2 separate regions of the Homo sapiens genome follow, and region 1 is linked to region 2. A link is a loop called in an ENCODE intact Hi-C map of the cell type or tissue named here. Cell type or tissue: natural killer cell. All regions are shown on one strand. Links, peaks and the distances in the headings refer to the core of each region. The heading gives the core; the rest is flanking DNA.

What was found. Peaks named below come from ENCODE experiments on the same cell type or tissue, not always from the same donor. Only the 100,000 strongest peaks of a DNase experiment are listed, where the experiment ranks them.
Region 1: a loop joins it to region 2, with 10 times the contacts of the local background. A loop is called at or near these places in 1 of 110 quality-filtered maps.

The regions. Positions count from the first base shown.
Region 1 is chr1:232,451,798-232,467,482 of GRCh38, forward strand. It overlaps SIPA1L2 (signal induced proliferation associated 1 like 2), which reads right to left. Exons shown (of 23, transcript NM_020808.5): 9 at 13,043-13,619; 10 at 9,090-9,364. Among named protein-coding and RNA genes, the nearest start is that of SIPA1L2, 170 kb to the right of the region's middle. RefSeq lists an enhancer at 15,523-15,685. In natural killer cell, for the core only: no CTCF peak of the experiment used is centred there; a DNase peak (open chromatin) is centred at 6,004.
Region 2 is chr1:232,516,501-232,532,185 of GRCh38, forward strand. All of the region lies in intron 2 of SIPA1L2 (signal induced proliferation associated 1 like 2), which reads right to left. Among named protein-coding and RNA genes, the nearest start is that of SIPA1L2, 110 kb to the right of the region's middle. In natural killer cell, for the core only: no CTCF peak of the experiment used is centred there; a DNase peak (open chromatin) is centred at 12,421; H3K27ac peaks cover 500 bases; H3K27me3 peaks cover 345 bases.

The sequences.
Region 1 (15,685 bases), core at 4,516-7,015, 72 kb before region 2:
CCATAACAAATGTACACATCATCAACTTATGCTCCTAATTACCATGCTACATAGGGATCAATACAAAGTCAGCTCCAGGTTAAAAATAAGTGCAATTTTTCACATTTCTTGTCTAGCCAATAACTTTTCTGAGTCTATTCTCTCTTCTCTCTCAAAAGCATACACTGGAAGGCAAAACATTCTGTAGACCAAGAAGGTCACTGAAAATGTGTTAGTTAAAAATGTGGCATTATCAAACTGTAAGAATAACAAGTAATTCCATTAGATGGCATCCTCAGAGGATCTTTTATTTTACTGCTGTATTCTAAAAACAGTATTACTTGTCCTTTTGCACTCACCATCGTGGACTTCCTGGGATGGCTTAATCCTGTAAAAGGGACACTCATTAACTTATTCATATTCATACTCATGGGCTTTCTCCCCTGCTTCCTGATGCCTAAAGCTAAGTTTCCTACCAGAAGACTTCTTGGTTACAGCTGCCACCACTTCCTGGCTTCCTGAACATGATCAGCAAAGAGGGGGTGTCCTATCTTGCTCACAGTTAACAGACACCACGGTCACTGCCAAGTACTGTAGTGTATGCACTCCACAACTTCAGAGGCACCCAGGAAGGCCCCCACAGTTAACAGACACCACGGTCACTGCCAAGTACTGTAGTGTATGCATTCCACAACTTCAGAGGCACCCAGGAAGGCCCCCAAGATGGCATCCACCCACCCAGGCCCATTCCTTTCCAACAACACCTTGAGTTTCTCGGAAGAACCTTCCATTTACCATCAATAATTTGGACACTGGAAGGTGGAATCCCTGCTGGCCAGGCTATGGACTTGGTTCTAAATCATGTCTTCAAACTCTGCAGGCTGACCGTCAAGACCATCACTGTTTGAGTCTAGTCAAGCCATATGGTTTTTTCCATTTGTTCCCAACAGGAACCCTAGATACCAAACTATCTCCATTAAAGAGAGAGTTTGGGCTCTAGGCTTAAAACCCAGACATGACTATGTGTAGCTTAGAAATGTGACAACCTCTTAGACCCTCCTCTTGAAAACAGAATAGTAACAGCAGAGGGTGCATCAAGATTAAGTTACATAAAATATGTAAACTTCCTCAACTGACAGCTTCAAAAGAAAGAAGTTCACTACAAATAGACATTATTACTTCTGTTTCCACAAAAAGGGGGAAACCAACATTAAACTGCAAAAGGCACATAAAATTTTATGAAAGTTCTAGATAACAGATGTTTATAGAGTTCTGGAATTTTAAAGTTTAACTTTCAAATTGAAAAAAATCTTTAAAGCTGTAAAATTCCCTTCATCTACATTCATCTGTAGAACAATATATATCATTATCCCATTATTTTATTCTTTTCATCTTACATAAAAGTAGGATGCATGACTTTGTATTACGCTACTATGAAACTAAGAAAGGGGAAGAGTCCTAAGGGAATGATGAGTAGCAAAACAAAACCAAAAAACCTAGAGAACTGAGAAGGTTCAAAGGGAAGAATACATATTCTTATCAAAAAAAGAGAGGGCAGTTGACCAGTTAGTTGGACCAGGTACCACAGACTGTGCAGTCACAGCTTCATCTAATCCCATGACTGGAACTTGCATTTACTGGACTCTGAAATTCCCTATTGGTTTTACCTTACTTGGCTGCATCACAGAGAATCTTTAAGTGAACCCAATAATCTAAGGAAAAGCCTTACAAAGTACTGCAATGCTATTCTTTAATTCCAATCCACCACCTTAGCATGTGTAGCACTTTATAGTGCTCCACATACATCATCTGACTTTCACAAAAATTTGTGAGGTACAAAGAAAATCTCCATTTTTTCAGAAGAAGGGCTAGAGAGGTTGGAAAGATGATACAGCTAATCAGAGATAGGGTTCACAATGGAACTCAGGTCCTCTGACTCAAAGTTCAGGGCTCTTCCTAAAACACAAGGCTTTTTTTTTTTTTTTTTGAAAACCATCCAAGAACAGTTACTGCAGCCTACACTATGTCATATTTTTCAGTAGGTGCTAAAAGAATCTTTGGAAACAAAAGCCGATCCTCTAAAACAAATTAAATGTTTTTTTAATATTATGCATTTTGTAAAAGAATCATTTTATAGCCCTAGGGATTAAAGTAATCACTGATATTTTAATCATTTTAATGTCTGTTATGCTAATAGCTTGCTAATAGCTAAAATACTCCAAATTATCCAACAAGGTGACAGGGGTAATTGATGCTCATTCGCTTGAATCACAAACTCTTTCTGGTACATAAAAAAATCAAAGGCTTCCAACCGGGAGATAACCACATAGTATAACTTACTGTAAAGGTTAGGGCAGTGGCATACATGAAATAGGCACTAAATGAAATAGTAACTTGCTTTTCAACAAATTCCTTAATTTACAGATAGAAACAGAGATACCCAGAATAGGTAGAAAAAAAGACATATGAACCATAATCACACTTGACCAAGCCCTCTTATAAAGGTCAGCAATTGAAAAGGTATCGTATGAAATAGGAAGTGAGGCTATCTGGCACTTACTAATTCATCAGCTTCCTTCCATCCTTTTCCTCCCTTACTAGAAGCAGACACAGGGGCAGATGGTATCTTTGTATCCCCAGTACCTGGCAGAGCACTGGACAGAAGCTCAGCACGTTCTTGTCAAAATCAACTGCTTTGTTTCTTAGAAAGCTTGAGAGCAGGAGTAACACTGCACTGTAATACTTCAAAATTATACAGAGAAGATTCTCAATAGCTAGCTATCTGACGCCTGATTTTTGACGAATGTATTTCTATGGGGGGAGAATATCCAATGGCTGTCCACTATGGTAGCCACGGTGTAACCTGTCAAGCATGAGATGGTTACTAGTCTAACACAATGCTCATGCTTTACCGCCATCCTCTGCATTCCTCTTATTGTGATGGTAATATCCCAACATTCAAAATGAAAAAACACGTGGGCACTGAAGTGTAGATTATTACTTGGAAAGGGTGACAGCATTTTCTACACTACCCTGAGACATTTATTATTAAGTAGTAAGTTGTTGCTGTAGTTTGAGAAAAATCACTTTTAAATAGCCAAAATATGAATAAGTACTACTGCATTTTAGAAAGCCAGAAAGACTAAAAGGAGTCCTTGAAAGTCAGATTACATCTGTCCCATCCGTTTTAACAGCCCCAGTGCTCAGCACAGTTCCTGGCACAAGCTAGTTAAGAGTGAGTGGCTGAATGAATGAATGAATGAGTGAATGCAAGGCAATCTACCTTAAATTCTATAATCCTATGTTCTTACTTTAGGGAGTGAGAGAACAATCTGAATGTTATATTGGAGAAACTGGCCAGAGGACTCAGAATAGTGATTGTACTTTAGGTTACCTTTGTTCTGTATTGTTTTCACATTTCACATCAAAATTCAATACTGGAGCGTCCATAAGACAACACTAGACATAACTAATTTTTATTATCCATACAAATAAGTTGGAACTCGAATATAAAAAGCTCACTTGAGACACACGCACGCATATGTTCACTGCAGCACTATAACAACAAAAACGTGGAATCAACCTAGATGTTCAACAGTGGTCTGGATAAAGAAAATGTGGTTGGCCGGGTGCCGTGGCTCACGCCTGTAATCCCAGCACTTTGGGAGGCTGAGGTGGGAGGATCACGAGGTCAGGAGATCGAGACCATCCTGGCTAACACAGTGAAACCCCGTCTCTACTAAAAATACAAAACATTAGCCGGGCGTGGTGGCGGGTGCCTGTAGGCCCAGCTACTCGGAAGGCTGAAGCAGGAGAATGGCGTGAACCCGTGAGGCGGAGCTTGCAGCGAGGCGGAGCTTGCAGCGAGCCGGAGCTTGCAGTGAGCCGAGATCGCGCCACTGCACTCCAGCCTGGGCAACAGAGCGAGACTCTGTCTCAAAAAAAAAAAAAAAAAGAGAAAATTCCATATACACCATGGAATACTATACAGCCATAAAAAGAACGAAACCATGTCTTTTGCAGCAACACAGGTGGAGCTGGAGGCCATTATCCTAAGCAAATTAACACGGCAACAGAAAACCAAATGCTGTCATGTTCTTGCTTACAAGCGGGAGCTAAACATTGAGTACACATGGACACGAAGAAAGGAATAATAGACACTAGGGCTTATTGAGGGTGAAGGGTGACAGAAGGGTGAGGATGGAAAAACTGCCTGCTGGGTAGTATGCTGATTGCCTGGGTGACAAAATTATCTGTACACCAAACCCCCACGACACGTAATTTACCCACGTAACACACCTGCACATGTACCCCTTGAACCTAAAAGCTGGGAAGAAAAAAAAGTCTGCTTTGTAATGAATAATAAATGGGATAAAGCATGGAAAAAATTTTTAAAAAAAGAAGGCTCACTTGAGTCCAGATTTCAGCCCACCATTTATTTTATATATGTATGTGTGTAGATATACATCTAAAAATAAAAACTGTTAAACTGACAAAATTGAGTTTTCCTTCTATTTCCATACTCTCCTCTCTGCATACTTCAGGGAGTTGAATGACCAGGCAACAGACAGCAAAACAGGAGATGAGAACATAAAGTTTTAATTTTTATAGAATGATGAGAGAATAATAATTTAGACTCATGATAACATGAGAAAATTTCCACTGTTTTGCATTATATAGAAAAATGCCTTGGATAGTATGTCAACAAAGTATGAAAAAAATCACAAAAAAACAGATGCACTGCAGCAAGGAATTTCATTTCCATTTTTATTGGACATATTTACTAAATTCACTCACATTATATAACAACTCATGCATAATTCTGATGAGTTGTTACTTCCTTTATATCCGCCTTTTAGGTTGATATGCTTTCCTTCAAATGACACTGATAGAATGTCAGTCACCTTTGAAGGCCAGAGGCCAGGGCCATACCGGTGGCTGTAAATTATCCCTTGCAAAAACAAGACAGATCTTAATTAAGCATTTCTGGCCCCAGCAACTCTTCATCTTTGCCACAGAGACTGTCTGCTTGAGAAACACCCTGGTTCCCCTTTCAAACCTCATTTCCATTTGAAGAGTACTATTCCCAAACTGCTTCTTGCCACTCATTCCCAATGTATATGAATTCACTCCAGGATCCAATCCCAGCACGAGATCAGTTAATAAGTGTCCCTCAAGGGGGATTCTCCCTGCTCAGTGTTCCCTGCAACTCCACAAGGAAAACTAAAAATGGCTCTGACTTCCCTTCACGCTGAGGGACAAGCTAGACTGTCACCTCCCTTAGGCTGGCAAATGGGACTTCAAAACACAGGTGGCTTTAGGTTGAACATAAATACTTTTATGGGAATTCAAAACACAGGTGGCTTTGGATTCAACAGATTAATAAATACTTTTCCTACTAAAGACTGCATTTATTCCAGCAGCTTCTGAGTCAAAACCAAACACCTTTTGACCTGAGGACAAGAAAAACTGTCTATTAAATGACAGGCCACTCATGCTGCCCACAGGAGGAGCTGGGCTCCCATGTCAAATGATTTTCTAAAACGGGAGTTGATAAATGGCAAAAATGAACTGAAGCATTTTTCACAACATTTATGAGACTAAAATATCTCATAATTCCTTAATTTGGCCATTTTTGTAGTCTTCATAGTGTTTATGTTAAAAACTACTGTAAAAATGTATATGTATATATACACACATACACACAGAAACACACACATGCATATACATGTCCATTTAAATAATATTTCTCCTCCCTCACAAGCACGAAGAGTCCATCTGAGAAAGTTGGAGGTCATTTTCCATGCTGCAAGTCAAATGTATAGCTTTAGCTTGAGGCACATCCTGTTATGTGTTGCTATATGGTTAACAGTACTAAAGGATGTTTGATTTAAAGGGTTTGTATTTTAAATTTTAAAAGGAGTGAAGTGCTACCCATTTCCCCTTAGCCCCTCCTCTACAGTTTCTTAACAAATCTAATAATGCAGAAGGCTAAACATGCTGAGCGCGAGGGTGAAACTGAAAATGACACTTCATACTTACACTTGCGGTCTAAAGCAAAGGGCTGGTATTGCAAGGGTGGTATCTGGTTATGAGAGGTTGTCTCACAACACCAAATACTTTTATCAGGGCACCCAGACAGTTGCAGGCAGAAAACAAATCAAAACTAACAAAAATATGGATTTAAAAATTTACAAATTCAGATTCCTAGAAAATTGGAAAACTGAATTGAAAGAGTTTTAAATGATACAGGCTAGGCTTAAAGCCTTCATGACCTGCAGAAATGTGGGTGATGGGTGTGCCAATTTTGGAACGTTGCTACTAGGCAAATAGCTAATTCTAATCCTTCTGGCTAAGGTTAAAAGACAGTTATTACAGATTAATTGGGAAAAAAAACCCTGTATGTTTAGGGAATGACATTAATGAGACTCCTAGGAGGCAAGGGCAAAATCTTTAAATAAATATCTTGCCTAGCTCCATTAAGAGAATTTGCATTTAAAACAAAGAATTAATTATGTGTAGACCAAGGCAGATAACTGATTCCTTAGAGGAAAAACATGTCCTTGGATAAAAAGATAACAGCTGCTGGAACTTTTAAATTGTAGTTTTTGTTTGTTTTAGCTGAAAAACAATTCAATATTTCGTAGAAAATTCTATCCTCCTAAATTGTATTTCTAAATACCAAATATCACGACAACTTTACCATTTTTATTAAACAGATCTCTTGAAAGCTTTAAAAATTTCTTACTAACAGTAAACCAAAACTAAAAATAGGCAAGAAATGTTATTTTTTAACCCAAAGGAAGCGCAAGGTAACATTTTTGTCCAATTCTATAGTAATCGGCTGCTAGGACAGATAAAAGACTTGATACAAAGGCAGATAAAAGACTGATTCTTATCTTAATAATTAAAAACCTGTATTTCTACTAAGGAAGACAGAAATCTTACTGTATGAAAAAATTTCTAACAAATGCTGGAAAATGTACTATAAAAGAATTTTACATATACAGTACTTTAGCTTTTAAGGCCTAAAGGATTTGCCTTTTGTTATTTCCAAGACTCATTTTTAATAAATTAATTTTTTATTTTCTTTGGACTCATAGCAGTACATGTGATTCATGGGACTCTGGAAAAGCAGACAGATTCAACTAGGCAGAATCAGGCAAGGCAATAAGAAACATCTTAACACGGGACTGATACTCTACAGAGAAAACTTAGTTTCTTAAATCCTTATTTTATAAACACACTGGGCAAATACAGGAAACAAGGCCACAGAAAGTGAGGCTGGAGGCAAATGCTAAGATAACTAATAGAGAAAGATTTTTGCAAGATTTTGCACATTAACCATAGAGGAAGACAGTGTAAGTGGCTTTTTTTCCTAAAAGGAGATCATGGTTTAGCTGATCTATCCAATATGGCAGCCACTAGCAACACGTGGCCAATTAAATGTAAATTAATTAAAAGGAAAAATTCGTTTCCTAAGTTGCACTACAGTTCATGTACGTAATAGCCACATGTGGTTTGTGGCTACTGCTCTGAACGGTACAGACACAGATCACTGTAGAAAGTGCTAATGGAGAGTGCTGGCTTAAAGGAGGAAGAAAGGAAACAGAGAAAGGAGAGAGTATGACCTAGGTTAGTAAGTCCAGAAAGTAGACCCAACAATCCTACTATCTTTGGATAATCAGAATTTATTTTTTCATATGAAAGAAATTAAAATGAATATGCTAAAGTTTTATTTATTATTATTATTTGAGATGCAGTCTCACTCTGCCACCCATGCTGGCGTACAGAGGCACGATCTCAGCTCAGTGCAGCCTCGACCTCCCAGGCTCAAGGGATCCTCCTACCTTCCCCTTCTGAGTAGCTGGGACTACAGGTGCACACTACTGCACCTGGCTAATTTTTGTATTTTTTGAAGAGATGGGGTTTTGCCATGTTGTCCAGGCTGCTCTCAAACTCCTGGGCTCAAGCGATCTGCCCACCTCGACCTCCCAAAGTGCTGGGATTACAGGTGTGAGCCATAGCGCCCAGCCCCTAAAGTTTTATTTTTCTAAATTAAATGTGTGGGGCAATTATGCTAGAAGGTTCTAAGTGCTTTACATGTGTTACTTTATTTCATCTTCATTGAAATCATAGGAGGTAGGCGATATAATAATCCCATCTTACAGAGAGTAAGTGAGACTTAGAGAGAGTGTGTGAGTTGCCCCAGGCCACACAGCAAATTCCTGGATTCCAAGCATACTTTGTCTCTCAAAAGCCAGAGCTCTTAAGGCTGCCTGTACGAACTCCATTTGGGAATGAAGATAGAGGGAAGGTGCTCTAGATACTACCACCAGTCATGCATTAACACAAGTAGTGGGCCACAGCCTCAATAAACGGCTCCTTCTTAATTAGCATTCTTTCTCCTTTTGGCCTAATATTTTATGTTGGGCATGATTATTTTCTATTAGTAATGTAATAGTATTGCTTTCTAACCCCGTTCTTATCCCAGCCCTCCACCTATCCGCCTCTGAACCTTCCAAGTCTAGCCGTTCCTTTTCATCTATTTCTCCTGACAGTTTATGATAACGCCCTGAACCAGTTCAACATCTCTCAAGCTTCAATTGAGAATGGAGTATTTACCACAGAGAGTACCTGTGCTGTTCCAACATTCTTTCATACCTACAACTATTGGTCTGTTAAATATTTTTTAAATAATCAATGGCTTCATGTTATGGGAAGAAATTCTAACTGAATAGTTAAGTATTTAATGTGCTCAAGGCTGAGCTGTGATACAGAATTATTTCCTCTTAGATATAAGAGGTCCAGGGGAACCAGGCAGGTGCTCTTCCCCTTAGTTCAGAATAGCTCAGCTTTAATGTAGTCAATGTTCCATTAAAATGCTTAGCAAATTATTTTTTATCATCTATTACATATTTTAAAGCTCCTTTTCAATTCCTCGAACGAGTGACATCCCAACAACATTGTACAAATGAGTGACATCCCAGAACACTGTACAAAGACACACTTGACTGCATTTTCTGAGGACCTTGCAGGAGCACTGAGGACAGCCACCTGCTACAGAGGCAAAGGAGGAGTGAGCATTACTTGGGCCTCCCACGCCTTACCTTCGGGGCGAGCCGTCATCATGGGGCTGGATGATGACCACCTTCACAGTCACAGAAGTACGGAGCAGGTCGATCATCTGCTCGTGGGTCAGAGTGGCCACGGCTACTTTGCAGATCTCCACGAGGCGGCTCCCTTGGCGAAGGCCAGCCTTCCAGGCAAAGCCAAAAGGTTCCACATCTGCGACAATTCCTTCAAAATTCACATGGAAGCCAAGCTGGCCCAGCCCGTTCCTCCTCAGGGTCATTTCCACAGTCTCGCAGCCTCTCGTCACTATCTAAGGGGGAAGGAGACTGTTAGAGATGCCCTTCCTGCCCAAGCTGCCATGGGGCTCTGCCAAAGGTGCACGTATGGGCCTCCATGCCAGCCCTCTCCCTTGGGCCCTCGCAGCCCAGCCTGTCTCTCTCTGCCTTTTCCTCAAACTGTCCAAGTGACAGGACAAGGACACATTTAAGTTCAGAGCTGATCACAATTAACATTTGCATCAAGTGCAAAGAAAATAACAGAAGCAAAGCAATGGTTTCATTCTTCATTCTAAGTCATATCTGTTCTTGATACAGGTGTCCTGCTTTCTTAGATGTCACTGACCCAGAGCTTGAGAGCTTCAGATGGGCTCAGATAATTCCCGTTTTTCCTTTATTAGGTAAATTGACTTGACTTTTAAGCATATAAATCCCATCGTTCTAGATGGATTTTTGCAATGGAAAACCTGTAAAGACTTTGTGGACCATTACAAGTTTCAACCAGCAAGCACTAAAAACCATGAGACAATTTATTCATCCCAAGCAAAGAAAAACACCCCAAAGCACTTGAAAGCTAACGCTTAAGAGCCCACTCTGAGGTTCAGGAAGGGCAGTGGCAGAAAGTCAGAGCTTTAGGAAAACTCTAAATGTTCTCTACGCACCAGCCCTAGGGACATACTGTGGAGTGTTCTGTCCCCTAGGGTCCTTCTCTTGAGGACAGACAACTGCCTATGCTTGCCTGAGTGGTGAGGACCACTCAGATCCATGGTGGGGGCAGGCCAGCCAGACTCCTTGGCCATCTGTTCACAAGGCAAGTGTGTAGGATGGTGCTCTGGCAGGCAGCAGACAGACCCTCTGTGCTTATGGGCTGCCTCTCCTCCACTAGGCCTGTCTCCTAGGGGCTGAGGGCAGCCCCAAGCAATGGAAGCCTCAGTGTATGTACCTTACTCAAGAGTGAGAGAGAGTCAACAGCAGTTCCACAAAAAGGAACATGAAAGAAGAATGGTGGATTGCATCCCACTTGGTACATTAAAGCACCACTAATGCAGCCCTCAAAAGCACTCACCGAGCATAGTTTACATCCAATGAAAGAAAAACATGGGCTCATTAAGTATCACCCGATGACTATGACCTCACCTATCTGTGGGAATTTCAAGTTGGGAGGTATCATACTCCTATCCCCAAAAGCCCAGAGGCAATGTATGAAGTTTCAGTTTAATGAACACTCCATTTCTATGAAACATGCTCTGACTACATAGATACCTATTTAATAAGACCTATGACAGTAAGTACAGCTGTGGGACTGGGGCTGGTTCATGTATCACCACTGTGTCTGATGTTTCCATGGTTACCACAAGTGCACACAATGCCAATCAGCTTTTCCCAGACAGGCATGACAGTTCACGACTCAGCAAAATGCGGAAAGGGGACTGCTGGTTTTAGTTAGTGATGATGTTTTAGAATATTGACGTTTCTAAAGTCATGAACTGAAGTAACTAAAACTTGAAGAAGTAGTTCTGTAATAGGCACAACACAAATAAATTTTGGTCACTTCTTTTTCAACTTTGTTCTAAGCAATCCTATCAAAAGACGACACATAAGATGTACCCAGCCTTCTTTCAAATATCAATGCGATTATCAGGTGAAGTTTATCATCCATGTATCAGGCTGAAGAGTTATTGGCTGAGCCTTTCCAGAGTCCTCCAGCTCTGGCTCTTCTGCTCATTTCCTCCAATCACCTGCCACCTCCCCTACTTTGTCTTTTTGCTATTTCTTTATCCCCTCTGTTTATTGCTTCCTAACATCCCCAAAGTCTGAAGTAAGGTGTTCTCCATGTATTTGGACTTCTTCCATGGACCCAATTATCACACGAAAATTGTAGTCTCCAAGCCAGGACTGGCTATGTAATTTGTGGGGCCACAAGAAAAATCAAAATGCGAGGCTCCTTATGAAAAAATTAGTAAGTATTTCAAGATGGCAATGGCAGAGCATTCAACCAAGCACGAACTCTTCTGAGAGCGGGTCCCTGTGCAACTGCATGGGTTGCACATCCGTGAAGTGAGCCCTGCCTGGCCCTCTAGGAACAAACTCTCATTCTGCTCCTGTACTGTTACCTGCAAGACAGACCCTTTAGTTCCACTTTCCACCACCTGAGAATGGATACTGAGTTAACCATCTGCCAAACGGGCAGGCATTCCCAACATCTCCACTAAGACTGCATTCTTCTCTTTCTTCCCATTTCTGTTACTACCACTCTGCATCAACCCTTACGATCTAATCCCTTCAACAGTCTTTGGTCTGGCTTGTTTCCAACAGCTCATGTTGCAAGTCATCCTAGACACAGAATATAATTCCTAAAATATATTTGTAATATTGTGCATCTTGGTCACACTGACAATACACTTTTCTAGGAAAATAGGATGGAGTCCATCGAATAGCAAATGTATAAAAGCCCATGTGTAAATATCCAGGGAAAGTACATTTTTGTGGTTGGTGAAGTGGTATTTGTGTTGTATTTTCAGAAGCACAGATTATAATGATTTGGTGGATATGCTAAAAAGAAGTATTTGCAATTAGCAAAAGCAGAATGCATCCAGAGACTCACCAGTATAATTCAAGTCAATTCTCTAGGTATATAAACTAATCATTTACTTAATCACCCCAAACTCTTATCTAGGCTTGCTCACGTATACCTGATAATACTGTTGAACACACTGAGGCCCTTTACTGTAAACAGAGTCCACAAATAATGAAATTACTTTTCCAAGGCTAGCAGACACTGCCCTGATTTTACCTTCTCTTATACATGGTCTCTAATAACAAAAGGGAGGAAATATTTTTGGTGGGAGGAAAGGGGGCAAGAAATGGATATAATTTCTCCTTTTCTCATGATCCATAGTGAACTAAACCTTTTCTAATTAAAAAAAAAATTACATCCCTCTTGGGGGAAGATTTACACACAAGAAATTCTATTGTCAAAGCATGTTTTTTTCTTATATTACCAAAAATAAAAACTAGAAGTAGTTTGATTTATTCTTACTACTTTATTTTATATGCTCAAACTAAAATCTGATTCTTACTTTGTTAAAATTGGGAGCAGAAATATGACTACTGAACACCATGGATAAAATATAAGGGTTTTGCACTAAAAATCACATACATGAAAATCTTTCTTAAGTCTAACTTTTCAAAAGCCTTTCTAAATTAATGTGTAATTCTGAAAAACTCCCTTAAGAAACTGTGGCTCTAAGATTAATAATATATTTAATCTGGCACATTAAACAAAAATAGCTGCTGTATAAACATGCAGGGGTGAAACTGCAGATAGGACTCGTCATTCATACAGTCAACAGCAATTCTGTTGTTAATTACCCACTGGGAAGGTATGTTATGTCAGCCTCCATAAACAGACATTCTACCCAGACACTTCTGTTTTTCCTTCAAATGCTACTAAAATACATCTTAATGTTCTCTTTTGCAGGTTGGCTTAACTTTTCTTTTCCAATTGATTTATGATGGTTGCTTCTCCACCATTCATGTATTCAACAACTCCCCAAAAGGACCCAGCATTTAAAATTAAGCTCTGTATCTGTAACAAATAGTAATGCATTCCCTAATTGGTATAATCATGGTAGCAGTTCCCCAGTGAAAGTTATTTTGAATCTGGAATTGAAAACATAAGGATGGCGGGAAAATAGAAAACATGTACTTACTACTAATCGCTGAACAATTTCCCTGATGTCTTCAGCACAGTTGTCTACCGAGGACAGGAGGACACATTCTCCTCTTTCGTAAAACACTTTGATACTCACTAATCCAGATGTCCACCCAATCACATCCCTGCAGGAACAGTTGAATACAACATTCTTGGAATCCTTTTCAATCAACATGATGAACTCATTGGAGATCCCGAGAAGACATTCAATGTCAGCAGACTGGCCGAAGTCCCGGGCTATCACGTGCCACATGATGGCCCCAATGCTAAACAAGTGGGCATCCTTCCTTGGCTTTACCTTCTCCTTTTTCTTCGCACCCAGCGTAATGAAGCTGAACTTCACAGAGGTATCCACGGTGGCGGTTGTGACAAAGTTCTCCGCCAGATCTTTCAAGTACTCCTGCCTCGTTCGAGTGGCCATTGCTCGAAACTTTTCTGATTTATGGGCTGCATTTTCTGCATTGATTACTTTGGCTAAAAGGAAGTCCCGGAACACGGCTGACTTTGGAAAAGTTACACCTTTGGGAATCGGTGGGCCAAATGGTGGCACATCTTTTGATCTGGAAACTCCAACACTGAGGAAGTAAAAACAGAAACAAAATGAGATGAGCTATGATACCATAATATGTATCTTTCCGAATTTGACATATATATACACACACACACACATATACATACACACACACACACACATATACATACACACATACACACACACTTTCAACTTAACTGGTTTATTCTGCAAGTTCTTGTTCTCCTAATTGCTGCATACCCAGGGTTTGTTGTTATTGTTGTTTAAGCAAAATGCTTTAAACTTAGTAGACAGGAGGTGTAATGGGCTGAATTATGTCCCTCTCAAAATCCACACGTTGACAAGATAACCCATAGTTCCTGGGAATGTGACGCAATCTGGAGAAAGGACCCTTAAGGAGGTGGCTAAGTGAAACCATTCGGGTGGGCCCTAATCCAACTGACTGGTGTCCTTATAAGAGGAGAAAATTTGGGCTTACAAAGAGACACCAGGGATGTATGCACACAGAAAGAAGACCATGTGAAGACACAAGGAGAAGACGGCCATCCATAAGCCAAGGGGAGAGGTCTCAGGAGAAACCAATCCTTGCTGACACCTTGATCTTAGACTTCCAGCCTCTAGAACTCTGAGAAAATAAAAGTCTGCCGTTTAAGCCACCTAGCCTGTGGCATTAGTACGGCAGTGCTACCAAACTAATACAGGGGGTAACACATCCACAGCATGTGGAATAAGCAGGCTGGCACTCTATAACTCTGTGGGGCTGGTTATCACTGGGAGAAACAGTAGCTCTTCTGACCAAAGTGGGTTTAGCCCACGTTAGCTGCATGGGATTCAGTGACGTGGGACAGAGTGATCATACTTACAAGAGCCAAAAGTTTTAAGTGTCACTTTTTTAAAGGAAATGCTCACTTTACTTGATCACATTTTGAAAATCTAAATGAAGGTTTTATGGGAGCAAAGTTTTAAGGGATCTCAGGGACTGAAGAGATCAAATGCATAGTGTTAATAACGAGCATTGTAATCTATTAAAACCAATAACGCTCCCCTACATCAGAGAGTTGCTTTAGTTATCTCATATCCTTTTCTGCATAAGATAAATTATACAGTGGACTAATGAATTAACAAAGGAAGGACTGGCCAGGTGCGGTGGCTCATGCCTGTAATCCCAGCACTTTGGGAGGTCGAAGCGGGTGGATCATGAGGTCAGGAGATTGAGACCATCCTAGCTAGCACGGTGAAACCCCGTCTCTATTAAAAATACAAAAAAATTAGCCGGGCGTGGTGGCGGGCGCCTGTAGTCCCAGCTACTCAGGAGGCTGAGGAAGGAGAATGGTGTGAACCTCGGAGGCGGAGCTTGCAGTGAGCCGAGATCACGCCACTGCACTCCAGCCTGGGCGACAAAGCAAGACTCCGTCTCAAAAAAACAAAAACAGAAACAAAAACAAAAAAACAAAGGAAAGATTAAGACGAGTAAGTGAATGAATGGATTCTGTATCACTGGCAGCATTGAGAGCACCCCAATTACTGAGTAGCTACCACAGACCAAGAATCTGTATTAATCCCACATCTGCCCAGGCTGATGTTGGAGTAAAGAAAGGAAGCAATCTTTGTTTTGTTTTCATCATTGTGGAAAATTCTAAAAAAGGTAAATTAAGGAATAAAAACATTCCATCCAAATTTGTTCTGTCAGATGCAAACTCCTCTTCTGAAATGTGGTTGGTTAGACTTTAGAAAAATCGCAGGCTAACTTGTGCTTTAATCTGCAACCTCTTCAGCAGAGTTAATCACCTGTAGCGGCAAGACAGACAGGTGGCTAGATGGGTCCTTCACTGATATGAAAGGGAAGCAATGACTGCTTTGCTTTGGGACAGATACACCGAACTCATCAATAGCACCTAGTGGTGCTTTATGGTAGTATATATACCATACCAGAGGGTATGTGTGTGTGGGAACTTGACTTACGGGCTTAAATGAAGGAAAGGTCCTTAAAAACATCACAGAGGTTGACACTGCCAGGGATCTACATCAGGTGTGGCCCATTTTCCCCTCACCACCATCCTCAGGATGGCCATTCTAGACTGGGAATTAATTTATCCCCCACAATCCCCC
Region 2 (15,685 bases), core at 11,332-13,831:
TGTCTGTTCTGTCCTGTGCATGTCAGTATCTGACTACTCATTTTCCCTGTTTGCCATATCCTAAAATATCATTTTATTTCCTCCATTATGGAACAGCTCTGAGAGTAGACGATACGTTGTCATCCCTAAATTTTTTTTTTTTTTATGGTAGGGAGAAAGCAACTGCCACCATAAGAAAAATATCTGCTATTCTAAGACATTCCCACATGCTCATCTCAAAGCCATTAGGAGTCCACTGGAAAGAGTTTTTATGCTGTTTAGCTAGTTGGGATTTTAACATTTTCAAACCGAATTACAGTTATTAATATTCCTTATGCTTTGGTGAAGGATGAAGAAAACTAGCTATATTATAGCTTTTGTTCAGAAGAGGTAAAGTGATTCTTTCATTCTTCTGCCAATGAGTAATATAGCCTGTCATGAGTTTGGAAAATATGTAACACCTGAAAATGTCTGTGTCTAAATAAAGAAAGAATAAATTCAAAGAAAAATATTTGTAATTAAAGAGAAGAGTAATTAGATCAAGTGTCTACAAACATACGGGTAAATTGCAGTGTTTTCTATTTCCAGGGGTCTTTATTTTACAGGTCACTTGTGGCATAATGCACTAGAAAGTTGTATTCTTGTACATAACCAGTCCCCAACTAGAAATGACATTAACAAATGCATCCACGAAATGCAAAGAACCACTTTAATTGTTGCTTTGAAACTCCTTTATCCTTTTATTTATAAAATAAATGCCATCCAAATAATGAGGACAAACCCTACCTTCCTTTCTTTTCCGTGTCATGGCATATATTGAAATACCAGTATCTGTACAGCACAAGGGAGTCAAAAAGGAACATGCTCAGACTAGAGGCACAGTTAACAGACTGACCACCTTGGGCTCAACCCACCACCCAGAGGGAAGAGCAAACCGGCATCTCCTCACACTTGTAACCTATTCACCACGCTCCACAGGGAAGCTCTGAGTTTAAGCCACCAACTAATAGATGTGCAAAATAAACCAGAGAAACTATTAAATATTAAAACTAGGATTAGCGAGAATAAGATAATAATTAGTCCTGGAAAACCTGACTAGCTATTATAATTTACTGGGCTCAGATTCTTACTTGAAAATCTATCTTCTGAGCTTTCACATTCCTCTAACATTTGTAGCTTTCTCAATGTTTAACAGATGAAATTAAAGTTACAAAATATTTATTACACATATCTTGTGAAAAAATGGAAGACACCAATATATAGTCAAAAAATAAAGATTAGCTGGGTGTGATGGCTCACACCTATAACGCCAGCACTTTGAGAAGCTGAGGCAGGAGGATCGCTTGAGCCCAGGAATTTGAGATGAGCACAGGCAACACAGCAAGAGCCCGTCTCTACAAAAACCTGTTTTTTTTTAATTAGCCCGGCGTGGCGGTACACACCTGTAGTATCGGCTACTTGGGAGGCTGAAGCAGGAGGATCCCTTGAGCCCAGGAATTAGAGGTAGCGGTGAGCTATGATCGCACCACTGCACCCCAGCATGGGCAACAAAGTGAGATCCCATCTCAAATAAAGATTTTACAATATAAATAATATACGAAATTAAAAATAGATGAATTTATGCTGAATCTTATCATTAGGTTCACTACAAAGGATGAAAACTATAGCAAACTCAGAGCATGTGAAATTCTTTCCTAAAGGTATCTCAGAATATTCCTTCTGTTGTGAATTTTGAAAACTTGTTTGTGCTAAGAACATTAGCTTTAGTGGACAGCTACTGATTTTTCCTATCTAAAATCCACTCCCCTTTCTTCTGGTAATGGTGGCTTGAATTGCTTTGGAGAATCATTTAATTTGTGTGAGGCTAACTCCACACCTAACACGTGGCCAGTTAAGAATACCTCCTTCCCTGGCCACAATTATTGGTCCTGGGATGCAGCCCGGATCCCATCTCCTTGTAACTCCTCCCCTGAGATTTTGCTCTACTGTAGCTTGTGGAAACTCTGTGGTTCTTTAATCTCTCTCCCTCCTCCCTTGTTTTCTACGCCCTGCCCCAGACATACCAAGCGTCTTTCAAGTCTTCAAACAGCCCACTCTCCAGGCTTGTGTCCCAGCTGTTCCCTCTAAATGGAGCATCCACTGCTTGAGCTGAACTGACAACCATTCATGATCATCTCTCTCCCCGCAACTGGGTGACTCCACAACATACTCCCATGGTGTCCTCTACTTCCCAAACACCCATTTCCATGCCTTCTAAGGACTTCCTGCTTCTCTCTGTGTGTCTCTCCCCAGGAGAAAGTTCTGTGAATTTGTTTTCTTCCCCATTTTATCTACGGTGCCTGGAGCTGTTTCTAGTATGTGGCAGATGTTTAATAAATATTATTAAATTAACAAATTACTGTACAAATATATTAGGCAGTAAGTCCTTATATTAGAAAATATTTAAATGAAAAATTCTGGTGGTTATAGGAATATATTTTACAATATATTGTAACCACAAAAGTTTCATTTGATATAACTTTGTAGAAAATCACTCATTATAAAGTCAAATACCTATGAATGGTTGTTAACACTTTGCAGGACACTGTTTGCTCCATGCCATTTTCCCAAATCCTTACAACAGGTAAACACAAAATTCAGCAACTACTCCACTCTGAAAAGACAGCTTCCCACCCCCACTTCCATACCAGCCAAATGAGGTGATTACAGACATGTCTTCTAATTGTATACAAAGAAAAGAATGTCATACTTCATCTTCTAAGCATCTCGGCAGCTTCCTCTAGTAGACCCAAGGCCCATTCCCAAACATGGTAGTTAATAAAACGGCCAATCCTGCCACCAGTCTCTGTCCTCTTGTGAGCGTGGCTACGCGGCTGTGTGCAGAGCTCCATTTTCTGTAGGTGGCATGCAGCCAGCTTCCTGGGGCTCTGGATGCCTGCCCGTGAATGGTACCACTCCAAAACTGGATGGCACATGGAAACCGTGCAATCTAAAGACCTGGTCAAAAGGCCACCTCAGCTTCGTGTCCGAGTTAGAGAAGAAGCCATATGAAGCGAGGGCCCACACATGCCTTCTTCTTCGTGAGCAGCTGTGAATCACACCTGTCCTTCCCCCTCTGTGATTTTACATCATTTTGTCATTCTAACAGATTGTAAAAAACCAGTTATGAGAGTTTCAGACTGGCAAATGCAGAGTCCTCAAACAAAAAGGCCATGGTATTTTTCCTTAGAAAGCAAACGTGCTATGAAACGAAATATTAAAAAGATGTAGAATAAACTGGATCCTCATTGTACATGTATATGGTGAGTGCCACTGGTACCACCTGCTCCCTCCTGCCTTATTCTAATTAAAGGCACAAGGATACTAACTGCTTTCCTAAGTGAATAGTTAAATGGACTCATACTTCTAAGCTGGTACAGCTTGAGGAAAAACAAACATCAAGGAAAATCTGAGACTCATTTAATACCTTCCCTAGAACTTTATAAAGATGACAGACTAATCTTCTATATGAGGCCTGTGACCTTGTCAGCAACATGAATATCTTTTCTTCCAGGTAATTTCCTAAACCTAGATTCTGACCATCTGGAGGGTGGTGAGAAGACGGAGTTTGCCTTCGAATGATCTAATTAAAACAGATCTCTAGATTTTGTCTACATACAGTTTTCTTTCTGTTCTTTAAGCTAATTTTTACTGTGAGGGGCACTGGTCTTCTCCCCATAGTTTCCAATTATTCTTGCATTTCATAAAATTCTATGGCTTTGCTCCCCAGTAAAAATAAATAATTATCACCAACATTCTGCAAGCACTTTAAAAACCCAGACAGAAACCCCACAGGTAGTGGGGTGCCCCCAAGTGAGGAAGGGCTAGGGAAGGCCACCGACCAAAATTGAAGAATTTTAGAGCATGAAGGAGCTGTTCTCATGCTAACTGTCTTGGTAATAATTTTAAAGGGATAGAAAAGAAATGGAGAGCATTTGATATTTAAGCATAATTGTCTTTAAATAAGATGTTTTTCGACGTTTTCCATGAGACATCAGTGAGTCTTTAAGACCAATATTAGAGTTCTAATTGAGCCACTTATCAGGAATGCAGCTGTAGCAAATGGATTGAAAACCACAAAATGCACAAATTACGAGCCCCATTCAAGGGAAAAAATGGTTAAAATTATATAGCAGATTTATAATACAAGTATAACTATAGTAAAAAAAATGCTTATTTTTCATGCCAGTATCCCAACAGCTCTAATACTAATATGGATAATAGGACAGGGAATAAAAGGAAGAACAAACTGATCCCACTTTTACCCTCTCTCTGTGGCCAAGAAGACAATCAATGAGCTGAGGTGCTGCTCGCACTTGAGGTCTGATCACCTAAAATGCATTTACCAAAAACTAAGCCTGGTATTAAGTGAAATTATAACCAAATGGCTATAAAACAACCCATTAACTCACATTCCTATTACAGTAGAATACGAAAATCAAAGCTATAAGACAATTTGATAAGTAGCTACTATTAAATAATAATGGTAATAAATTGATATACAAGTTCAATAATATTTTTGCCTGGTAAGTTTTTGATAGATCTGAACATGAAAATAAGTTCTTAAACATTTATCTTGAATTAAACACTGGGGTGGTACCAGAGATAAATATTTTTGAACATGAGAACATAAAAACCAGCAGAATTCTCCTCTTTGGGGTTTTATAACATAGGGGTAACCTATGATCTGCGAAGGGGAATAAAATCTTTTCTTGCTGGAAAGTTCACACTGGTGTTAGGCCAACTAATTTTTAAAGTACTCCACGTGCTATTTGGAGGAATTTCTCAAGTGACATCCCAGAAAAGCTGATCTCCTTGATGTAGTTAAGAATTTTTTCATTGGAGTAAAGCAGGACCTCAATAAAGAAACCCTGAAGGATTTAGTCTCCACAAGAAACCCATATTATGAGTTTCCTTTATACTGATTTGTACTTCATAGTGAAGGAAAGGGCCCAATCAAAGGTTTGTTAAATGGAGCTCTTGGGTGACTCTGTAAGTAAAGCAGCTTGGTAAACTCCATCTGGGTGGGGTCCTGGTCTGTCACAGTCACTGCTTCTACTCCCAGTCATGCCTGACACTCGGTTGACAATCATCACTAACCTATATCCATCCATTTAAATTGAAATGACTGCAGACCAAAGTATCCCAAAGTCCTGAGTCGACACAGTATCATAACACATGCTTGGAGCACACTGATTCTCATTTGTCTCTTTTGGTCTGCTGGCTGGCTCCTCCTCCTCCTCAGGTTGTCTTTAAATGCTGATGTTTTTCAGGGTTTACCCTAGCCTGCCTTCTCTTTTAATTTTATACATTCCCTTGTGCCAACCTCATAGTCTCATATGCCATCTCTATGCTGATGACTCATAAATCCTTATCCACAAGTCCAAAGATGTCTCACAGTTGCAGGAAGATAGTCTAGGTCCTCCTGCCTACCCCTCCCTGCACCCAAATCTGTTCCTCCTCTGCCCAGCTCAGGGAAAGGCACCACCAACCACTCAGGTGCCCAACCCAAACACCCAGTGCTCATCCTGCCTTCCCTTCACAGCCCACATTCAATCCTGCCCATTTTACCTTCCAAATACTCCTCAAATCCATGTCAATTTCTTCATCTTGACTGCCACGACCAGAGTTAGAACCACTATCATAGTTCTCCTAGATTATAATGAAACCCTTCAACAGTTCCTTATTTCCCTCTGAATAAAGCTGCTTGCTTTAAGGCAGCACAAGCCACTCATGATTTGGTCCATGAGTTCCAGCCCCTTGTGCAGCTGCTGGATTTCCACCCTCCATGCTCCCATGTGTTGACCTTCATGTTCTTATCCTTTGTACATGCACTACCTCTGCCCACATCTCTTCAAGATGTATTTATTTCCTGCCTTACTAAGAGGTGTTATCCATCACACCTCAGTTCACGTATCATGTTTTTAAAAAGCCTTCTCAAACCTTAAGGTTGGGTCTAAGTGGCCCCCATAGCATTGTGCCTTTTTTTTTTTTTTACTCTAAGTTACACCAGACTATTCTATACCAGTTTATTGTTTGCTGCTATCCTCTTCTAAACTCTAAGCATGGGGAAGACATAGACATGTCCTGGCATATGGACCCTCGGCAAATATCCAGCTCTACTATATGCTGCTGAGATGATGGTAAAGCCATCTGTAATCTCTGAGCCTCAGTTTCCTATCTGTAAAGTGGGAATAATTTTATCTATTTCAAAGGATTATTCTAAAGATTCAATGGGATCTAAAGCCGTGAAATAGCTGAAAATGTAATATATGAGTGTATATTTATTGACAAACATACTGATTTGAAATTAAGCAAATGAATGAAACCCATAACTATTCCAAAGGAACCCAGTAAAGGAAATAGTCAGGTTTACAAAGTATAGGATGACTGCTCACTGATTTACACACAAAGAATAAGAGAACACAAACCAGTAACTGACTGCAGTGTTTAAGCTGATTCTCCAAGAGGCAAAGAAAAGCTTTTAGAAGCTGAGTGAGTTGCCCAAAACAATCTCCAGGGAAGCACTATTCTCTTCCCAACTACAACTTACATTTGAAATTATTTGAGAGACTTTATACTGTATTAGAATATGGCTTTTGTAAAGTTTTAAACTTCCTGTATGTCAATAAGGAACAAGAACCAATTTCTGGTAGTAAACTGCTACCCTGCCCATCATTCTGTAAGTCAAAAATAGAATAAACAAAGGGCTGTTTTGTTAAATAGATAATTTTGATCATGGAGTTTTTTGAAGGAGACAGAAGAACAGCTGTGAGTATTGACTGCTTCCCATTAAATCTTTTTAAATCAGAAAGAGATAAAAAGAGATAGCCCTCACCTCCTTCTCTCAGGAGGTTATTAGTTAATACATCTTTTCAGCAATGTGACCCCTGAATTACAGATGGCACAGCAGGAAATCAGTCATTCCAATTAATAATTTAAGCAGAGGCATTTATGTCTGAGGAAAACACAGCAAAAGGAGAAAAGAATTTCTACTTAATGTCAACCAATATAGACTGTACTTATTAATTTCATTTAGAAATCATAAAAAATAATCTGTCCTATTCTTTAAATGAATGTTTAGTGACAGTGGGTAGCAAAGAAGAGAACATGAGCATTTTATAAGAAAACTGGCAGGCTGGAGCTTTAAAAAAAATACAATCCTTCCGGAAAACATTCTGTTCTCACTAATATTATTTTCCATTGAATCCACAGTGAAAACTCTTGCAAAGTATCTGTATTATGGTGTTCAACAAAACTAACATCAATCAATATTGTTAAAAATTGAACTAAACTGTGCAAAGCGTGTCCCATCACTGTATTCTTTATTAAAATGCAACAAATAAACACAAAGCCTTCAAATCTGAAGATGCTTCCTTTCAACTTGGCATAAAGGACATGAAAAGAAAATCCTGCCAATCCATACAACAGTCCAGTATTTGATTTTTTAAAAACAGTAATTTTAGCAGCAAATACACAACAAACTCCATTCACTACTCACACACACTGAAAGCCATCTTTGCACTGTTCCCATATTTACTTGAGTTATAAGATACTGAGTTTTGCTGAACAGTTTTATGTGGTTTATTGTCTGATATAAAAAAACCCTCTTGTTACTTCAGTAAATCAACGTATTCAGTTCTACCAGGGCACTGTACTGGATGCTGTGGGTGGGAAGAGTATGAAAGATGAATGAAAGAGCTTCCTAATCTTCAGGAAGCTTAGCTGGGTAAGACATGCACATGAATAATGAGTCATAGAAGAAATGAAGTTAAAACAATAGTATACCACTTCTGACCAAGCAAGTTACAAAAGTCCATGAGTGTGTCACACATGCATGTCACACACACAAACACACTCCCCATGCCGGTGAGGGTCTGGGGGATGCATGTCCCACATGCTACAGACAGATGCAAACTGGCAGCTCTCTTTGAACACCAATAAGGTAATATATATTAAGTCCTATAAAATGTTCAAATACTCTACATCTGAAAAATCTACCCAAGAAAATAAGAGACTTATAATAAGAAAATTAAAAACTTATATAGAAAAATATTCATCCAAAACTACAAGAATGAAAAATCAGAAACAGTCTTAACAGTCAGTGATCAGGGATAAACATAGTACATATATAAAATAAATAACTACACAATCCCAATTTTTTAAGAATATGCATCAACTTGAGGATTTATAATATAATATTATGTGTAAACAGCCATATACAGAAAGGTTTATATAAGGCATGAAACAAAGTATGTTAAAAATCTATATACATAAAAATACAGGAAAGAAACACCCCCATATTATGATAGTGGTTAGCTCTTACAAGTAGCCTTATGCATGCTTTCTGCTTTCTTCCTTGTATTTTTCTAATGTGTCCAAATTATGTAACTGTATATGTATGCTAACTTACATATATACAAATAAACTTTAAATTCAATAAATATAACATTTTTTTAAGATCCTTCATAAAACCAATGGATGTTTAAATTACACAGAACATATAATATTCTTCCTTGTATAAAAAGAGGACTGTTAGCTGCTGCTTCTCCCTTTTAAAGTCCCACACTAAGATAAAGAAGAAAATGGATATTAACATTGAATGAACAATACCTACTGTTGATTAATTTAACGTTTTTTTTTTATGGCAGGTATTTACAAAAATACTGCCCTTTATTCCTATGCAACAGAAATTTTTGTTAGAATAATAATAGCTTTTTTTTTTTTTTTTTTTGGAGACGGAGTCTTGCTCTGTCGCCCAGGCTGGAGTGCAGTGGCGCAATCTTGGCTCATGGCAACCTCCACCTCCCTGGTTCAAGCAATTCCTCTGCCTCAGCCTCCTGAGTAGCTGGGATTACAGGCACCCGCCACCAAGCCTGGCTATTTTTTTTTTTTTTTTTTTTTTTTTTGTATTTCTAGTAGAGACGGGGTTTCACCATGTTGTTCAGACTGGTCTGGAACTTCTGACCTCAGGCAATCTGCCCGCCTTGGCCTCCCAAAGTGCTGGGATTACAGGCATGAGTCAACACACCCGGCCAATAATATTTTATACTCAAATATATTTTCACAGGCCTTACACCCCACGAGACGCTTGGTGCACTGCAAGGCTGCTCATGTCGTAGACAGCACAAAAGATTAAGAATTAAGAGCTTTGCATCACATCTCTGGAGACATGACTGGGACCCTCAGCAGGCCACTTACTTCAGTTTCATCTGCACAATGGGGATCATGTCTGCTTAGCACACTTAGATAACTGTTGTGGGACCAGTGAGGAAGCACACATAAGTACTCCAGAAGATTTAACACCACAGATGCAAACTATGAGTCTAATCACCACCTGACACCTGAGCAAGCAGACGCCTGGATAGGCAGGGTGGAGCGATTTACTCCCGTGCATATGTCCAGTCCTTAGCTAGTGTTCTTTCCATCTCACTGAGGAATAACTTGTGCCCAATTAAAAACAGCTTTGAGGAGCCAAGAGAGGAAGGCAAATCAGGAAGTGGGATAGACCAAGCTGCTGGCAAAACTGCAACTGAGGAAATCAGTATTATCTACATAAAAGGTTGCCCTTAGGTTCTAGACCAATATTCCACTTCCTAACCTCTCTGAGAAGTGCCTAAGACTCTCCTAGTCCCTGTAGTGCCAATACTGAACGCCAGTTAAAGTGGACTGTGCTGCAGGAAAACACAGACCCGGCCTCCCCAGGCCTGTATCTGTCATCCTACCAGGGACCCTGGTGCTTGGCAGCATCTGAGTCTAACTCCTCAAAAAGCAGGCCAGATGGTGTGTACACCTCTCATGGGATCCCCTAACCCAGCGGTCCCCAACATTTTTGGCACCAGGAACCGTTTTCGTGGAAGACAATTTTTTCACACACTGGAGTGGGGTGGGTAGGGTGGGTGGCTTGGGATGAAGCTGTTCCACTTCAGATCATGAGACATTAGAGTGCTCAACCTAAATGTATGTGAAGCTCACAGTAGGGTTTGCACTCCTATGAGAATCTAATGCTGCAGTTGATCTGGCAGGAGGCGGAGCTCAGGCAGTAATGCTCGCCTGCTGCTCGCCTCCTTCTGTGCAGCCCGGTTCCTAACAGGCCATGGGCCCCTGCCGTAACCCACTGCTTGAGAGTTCTTCCAACTCCAGAATCTATATACCGTAGGCCTGTGACACATGCCCTGCCCTGAGTTGATAACCCTAAAATTAGACTTATTCTCCAAGGTGGGCCTAGGCAGCAAGTCACTCATCTGAGACTGTGCCCCCCTGACCGGTATCTGAGACAGGGAGGCCAGGGCTGTGGATTTTTACATCCTCTCACTGCAGATGTCCCTGCCCACATCAAGACTGTGCCCAAGGACTCTTCCCTCCCAGACTGAAGTGTCCTGCTAAGGGGTCAGTACAGTCCTCTTCTGAGGGGGCCTCCCCAAAGCTTCCCATACCGCCGTCTTCTTGGGGGCCTGACAGAATAAAGACAAAGTACCAGAGTGTCAGTCCAACTACTCAGGAACTGTCACCAAAATAAAGCAATTCCACACGGACAGACCAGCAGAATGATCTGGTGGGTGAAGAAAAATATTAAAAATACTGGCTCCACTGTGTCAAGTCTAAATTCTATGTCCCTCTGCTGCAATAAACTTGTCCTAAAATAAAACAAGAAACTTTGTGGTACAACTTCCAAGGTCACTAAATTAAAAAGCAGAAAAGAGGACAGGAGCAGAAAGGGCTCCATACTTTTTAATTGTCTGGTTTGACTCATAATTGTCCCAGCTTTGTTGGCCAGCTCATTGGATTCTTCAGAAAACAAAGTTTCCTGGAAACTCAAATCCAGGAGTAATGCTAGGATCAATCCTCAAGAAATGTTTTCCCATAATGTACTTCTTTAGGTTTTGCTTCCAGAGGGATACCATTTTAATTCACTAGGCACAGGGAGCAAATTCCAGGGCACTGAGGGGAAGACTCTTCTTTAAACATACTGGATTTGGAATGTTTCAAGTATGAACTGAGTGCTAAATATGAAAAGGAAACTTAAACCACTTTTAATTACAGATGCCCACTAATTAATTTGGCTTGATTATTTTTAAGAAGTTCATAACACTAAAGATCTTTACCTGAAGAAAAAAAGGAAAAAAGAATGACCACTTAATATGATATACAGCATTTTCTAAAATAACAAGAACACCAAAAACCCCATTTAATTCTTCTTCTTCTTCTTTTTTTTTTTTTTTTTTTTTTTTGAGACAGGGTCTCACTCTGTTGCCCAGGTGGGGGTGCAGAGGTGCAATCAATAGCTTACTGCAGCTCAAACTCCTGGACTCAAGCGATCCTCCCACTTCACTCTCCCAAGCAGCTGGTATTACAAGTATGTACCACCATGCCCAGATAATTTTTTAATTAAAAATCCCATTTTCTTATTAAAAATATGATCATGGGAAATTACTGCTTTCTTTGCATTTCCAAGTTAATGAATAAGAGTTGGATGCAGAAACTGTGGTTATCACAACTCTGAGACAAACAGAACACCCAACAGTGAAAACTGATCTCTTGTTAGCAAGTAAGCAAGTTTTATATATATATATATATATATATAATCAACTTTCTAAAAACCACAGGTAGACCCAAAGAACTTGTCTGAATATTTAATTATAAAATGTTAGTATTAACATAATTACATTTATTGAAGGATTTACTATTCCCCAAACCCTTGTAGGTTCATTCGATCCATAAAAAATCTCCGAAGAGACAAGAAAGAGACACTTCTCTCCATTAAACAGACAAGGAAAAAGTCTTAGGGCAGGAAAGTAAGCATTTGCCTGCAGTCAAATGACTGTGTTTCCAGAGAATCAGAACTAGAATCCAAGTTGCTTCATTTTTTTCTACTGTCGCAGGTTCTCAAATTTACACACAGCTTTTTAAAAATTAGAAATAAAAACAAAACACAAACATTACTGGCTTCATCTGTTCAAAAGAACCCAACCTAACCCAAATTTATTAACTTATAGACAAATTCATTAACTTCAAGCATCTCTCCTGCTCCTCCTTCCTGTAACGGGCAACTCTCCTCTTCATCCTTCTTAGAGCCAGACTAAGAGTAGAATTGGACAGGCCTAGGAAAAGGCAGCAGCTCCTCCAGCCTCACATCACTGGTGAGACCCATGCACAGACCTGGCTTACAATCAAGTGTGGCACTTTCTTCCCATTTGGCTCCTGCTAGTTACCCATATAACCCAAGGAAACCTCAAATGTTTGACTGGCAGAGCAGACTGGACATGATCCCAGGCATACCACCCTCAAATAACATCAAAACTTCACAACACCACTCCCAATCGCATTTTACTGACACTTTTGGTTTCTGCCTCAAAGAAACATTTTTTCTTCCCTTGTACAGAGAGCACTGTGTGGTGTTTTGGGTGTTAACCACCCACTTAGACTCACAATCAGAACATGAGATCTTAAGGGAGATAATCTGTTCTCACACCCCCACTTTATAAACCCAGAAGTTAAGTGATTTGCCTAAGGTTACAACACTAGTCAAGAGCAAAATGGATGTCCCACTGGGGTCCCAAAATGCTAACAGTTAGGTCATTGTTCTTTATACTTTTTATTTGAATGTTGTATTAATGAGAATGATCAGTTATGATACACAGGTGTCTCAGTTGGGCTGAAAATATCTACATGATCACCCTGTATGCCCTCCACCTCTATGTTTTTGCTTATGCAGTTCTCTTGCTTGGAATGTTTTTCTTCTTCCACTGGAAGTGGCAAATCTAACACACTCAAAGCCATAATCTATGACTCTTTTCCCCTCTAACTTTCCTCTAAAACTTGACCTTCAAAATACGTTGTGTTCCTTTACTATGTAACGGTATACATTATATTCATCCATTGACAATGACATGCCACTTACGTACCTATCGACCTACTAAGTATGAAGCTGGGCACAGAAGAATGGGTGACATGGCTCCTGGCTTGGCGGAGGCCAGTAAAAGCTTCCAGGTAAAACACCCTTGAGGAGCATGGGCTCAAGGGTGCCAGAATACAGCTTGGCTAAAAGAATGCCCTGCTAAGATTTCCTGCTGTTGTTCTTGGCTCATGCTAGCTAAGATAATGTCCAGAGTTGTGCACCTTCTCATCCATATTCTAGCTGCTAAGATTAAAAGCCCATACATTTGCAAAACTGGAAAGCAGCAAGGATATCACGATAGGGTGGCAAATCAGACATCACAATTTCTTTCTCTCTTTCCTCAGCTAGGAGTAAATAGTTTTAAGTTTTGCTTTTATTCTTATGGAGGAAAAAAAGGTATTGCCAACTTTGGCCAACAGAAGGCAAGAGAAAGCCGTAAGAGATCTGTATTATGCTCTTGAGCACGGCCCCACCTATTGCAGAATGATGTGTCATCAGCAACCTGAAGCCTCATTTCACCATCAACCCCACAGTTTGGGAGAGAAGTGCTGGTTCCCAGACTTCAGTATGAGCAGTCACTGGTGATTAAAGCATAACTTCTCTGACCCTTGTCATTGAAGGTGAACCAACCTGTTTCTCCTGCAGTCTTTCTTGTATAACCAGAATCCTCATCATCTCTAGGGGCAGGAAGCCTCACCATTTATTCTTTTTTTTTTTTAGATGGAGTCTTGCTCTGTCGCCAGGCTGGAATGCAGTGGCACGGTCTTGGCTCACTGCAACCTCCACCTCCCAGGTTCAAGCGATTCCCCCGCCCAGCCTCCCAAGCAGCTGGGACCACAGGCGCACACCACCACGCCCGGCTAATTTTTTTGTATTTTTAGTAAAGACAGGGTTTCACCAAATTGGCCAGGATGGTCTCAATCTCCTGACCTCGTGATCCACCCGCCTCGGCCTCCCAAAGTGCTGGGATTACAGGCGTGAGCCACCGTGCTGGGCCACCATTTATTCTACTTGCATTTACAACCCCTGTCACATTTTAGCCATGGAGTTTCTCCTTTAAGCACATGCCTGAGGCCCTCCATAAAAGCGTAGTACAACTAGAAAGGGTTCTTAAGTCTTCACAACAGATTTCTGAGCAAAAAGGTAAATACTCCTTTTCGCTAAAAAAAAAAGGTTAACAAGTTTGGGGTTGTTTTGCCCAGCGGTTCCCAAATCTGACTACACATTTTTAAAATTACCTAACAGATGTTTATACCCTGCTTCCTGGACTCTAGCCCCAGAGATTCTGGTTCAGAGGACCTGGAGCAGCCCTGGAATCTAGAATTTTAGAAGGGAGTTGTCATGCACAAATAGGATTGGAAGCTATTGGCTTCAACATAATTCTAATAGAGGAAAACTAAAAAGTTAAATACATGACTCTAAAATCTCCGTTTTCCCCTCTCACAAGTACTGAACCATCTTCCATTTAAGCAGCTGAATGTAGTACAATTTATTTACTCACAAGGTTCTTTAGTTTTGAAGAAATGAAAATGTGAAATTGGGAACGCTCTAGAAATCATTTATATGAGTCCAAAACACTATAAATTTCTACTGTGGTAACAGTAGCCTGGGTTTGCTCTGCTGTCAAAATATACTCTAAATTGCAACATTTACTGAGCATTCTGTAGGTGCCAAGCACTTTCTAAATGCCTTTTAAGTATTTGAATTTTGATAAACTTATATGATAAGAATTATTATTATCCCCAATTTAGAGTAAAACTTCTCAAGCCTCTAAATGCAGCATTTAAGGCCCTACCCAAATTTAGCTGCATTTTACCTATCCGCCTTACCAACCAAAACCACTTAAGACCACCTTAAAATCTTCTCAAATACACCTGAGCCACCCCAACCTCCCTAGCTTCCTTATTGGAGTTCCCTCCCTGCAATGTCTTTTCCATCCCCTTTCTTGTGATATTAAATATGCAGACATTGACGCAAGACCTAAGTTCAAATGCTGGCTTAGCCATGTACTCACTCTGCTCCTCTAGGCACATTTCTTAAACCCTCAGAATCTGTTTCATCATATGTAAAGGAGGTTTTATTTTTTCAACAAATACGTATACGTGACTACTACCTTCCAGGTACTAGTCTAGGATCAAAGATGCAGTAATGAAAGGCCCTGGAAAAGGTCCTGCTCTCACAGGACAAGTATTCTGGCAGAAGAAGTCATGTAATACAGAGGAACATCTTTTGGTTCTTCTTAGTAGTTGTGGTTGGTAATGTGGATAGGTAGAATGCAACTGAATTTGGGTAGGGTCTACATAACTTGTTCAAAGCGACTGCTATCATGGGACAGGATCAGAAAGGTTGGGGACATGTAGGTGCCGGTATGGGCGTTAACGGAAGGGTACGGTGGCTAAGGAAATACCTGAAGAAAAGGATGAGGAAATCAGCCACACAGATAGAAAGGAAGGGAGAGGGAGGAGGGGAAGGAGCTCCAATCAGGGACTGGAATTGAAAGCAAGCCTGGCACATGCAAAGACAGCAAGCACACAGGTTAGAAAGGTAGCGGGCTCAGATCCGGGAGGGACTGATGGGCCACAGGAAGGATTTGACTTTCATTCTGGACAGTTCTAAGCAGAGGAGTGAGATCTGACTTAGCCATTCTGTTTGCGGTGATGAGGAAAGGCTCCAGGGAACTAAGATGGGAAGGATGGAGGTAAGGCCACTGCAATAATCCAGGCAAGAGAGGGTGATGGGGTCTTGAACCAAGTGGCAGCAGTACAGATG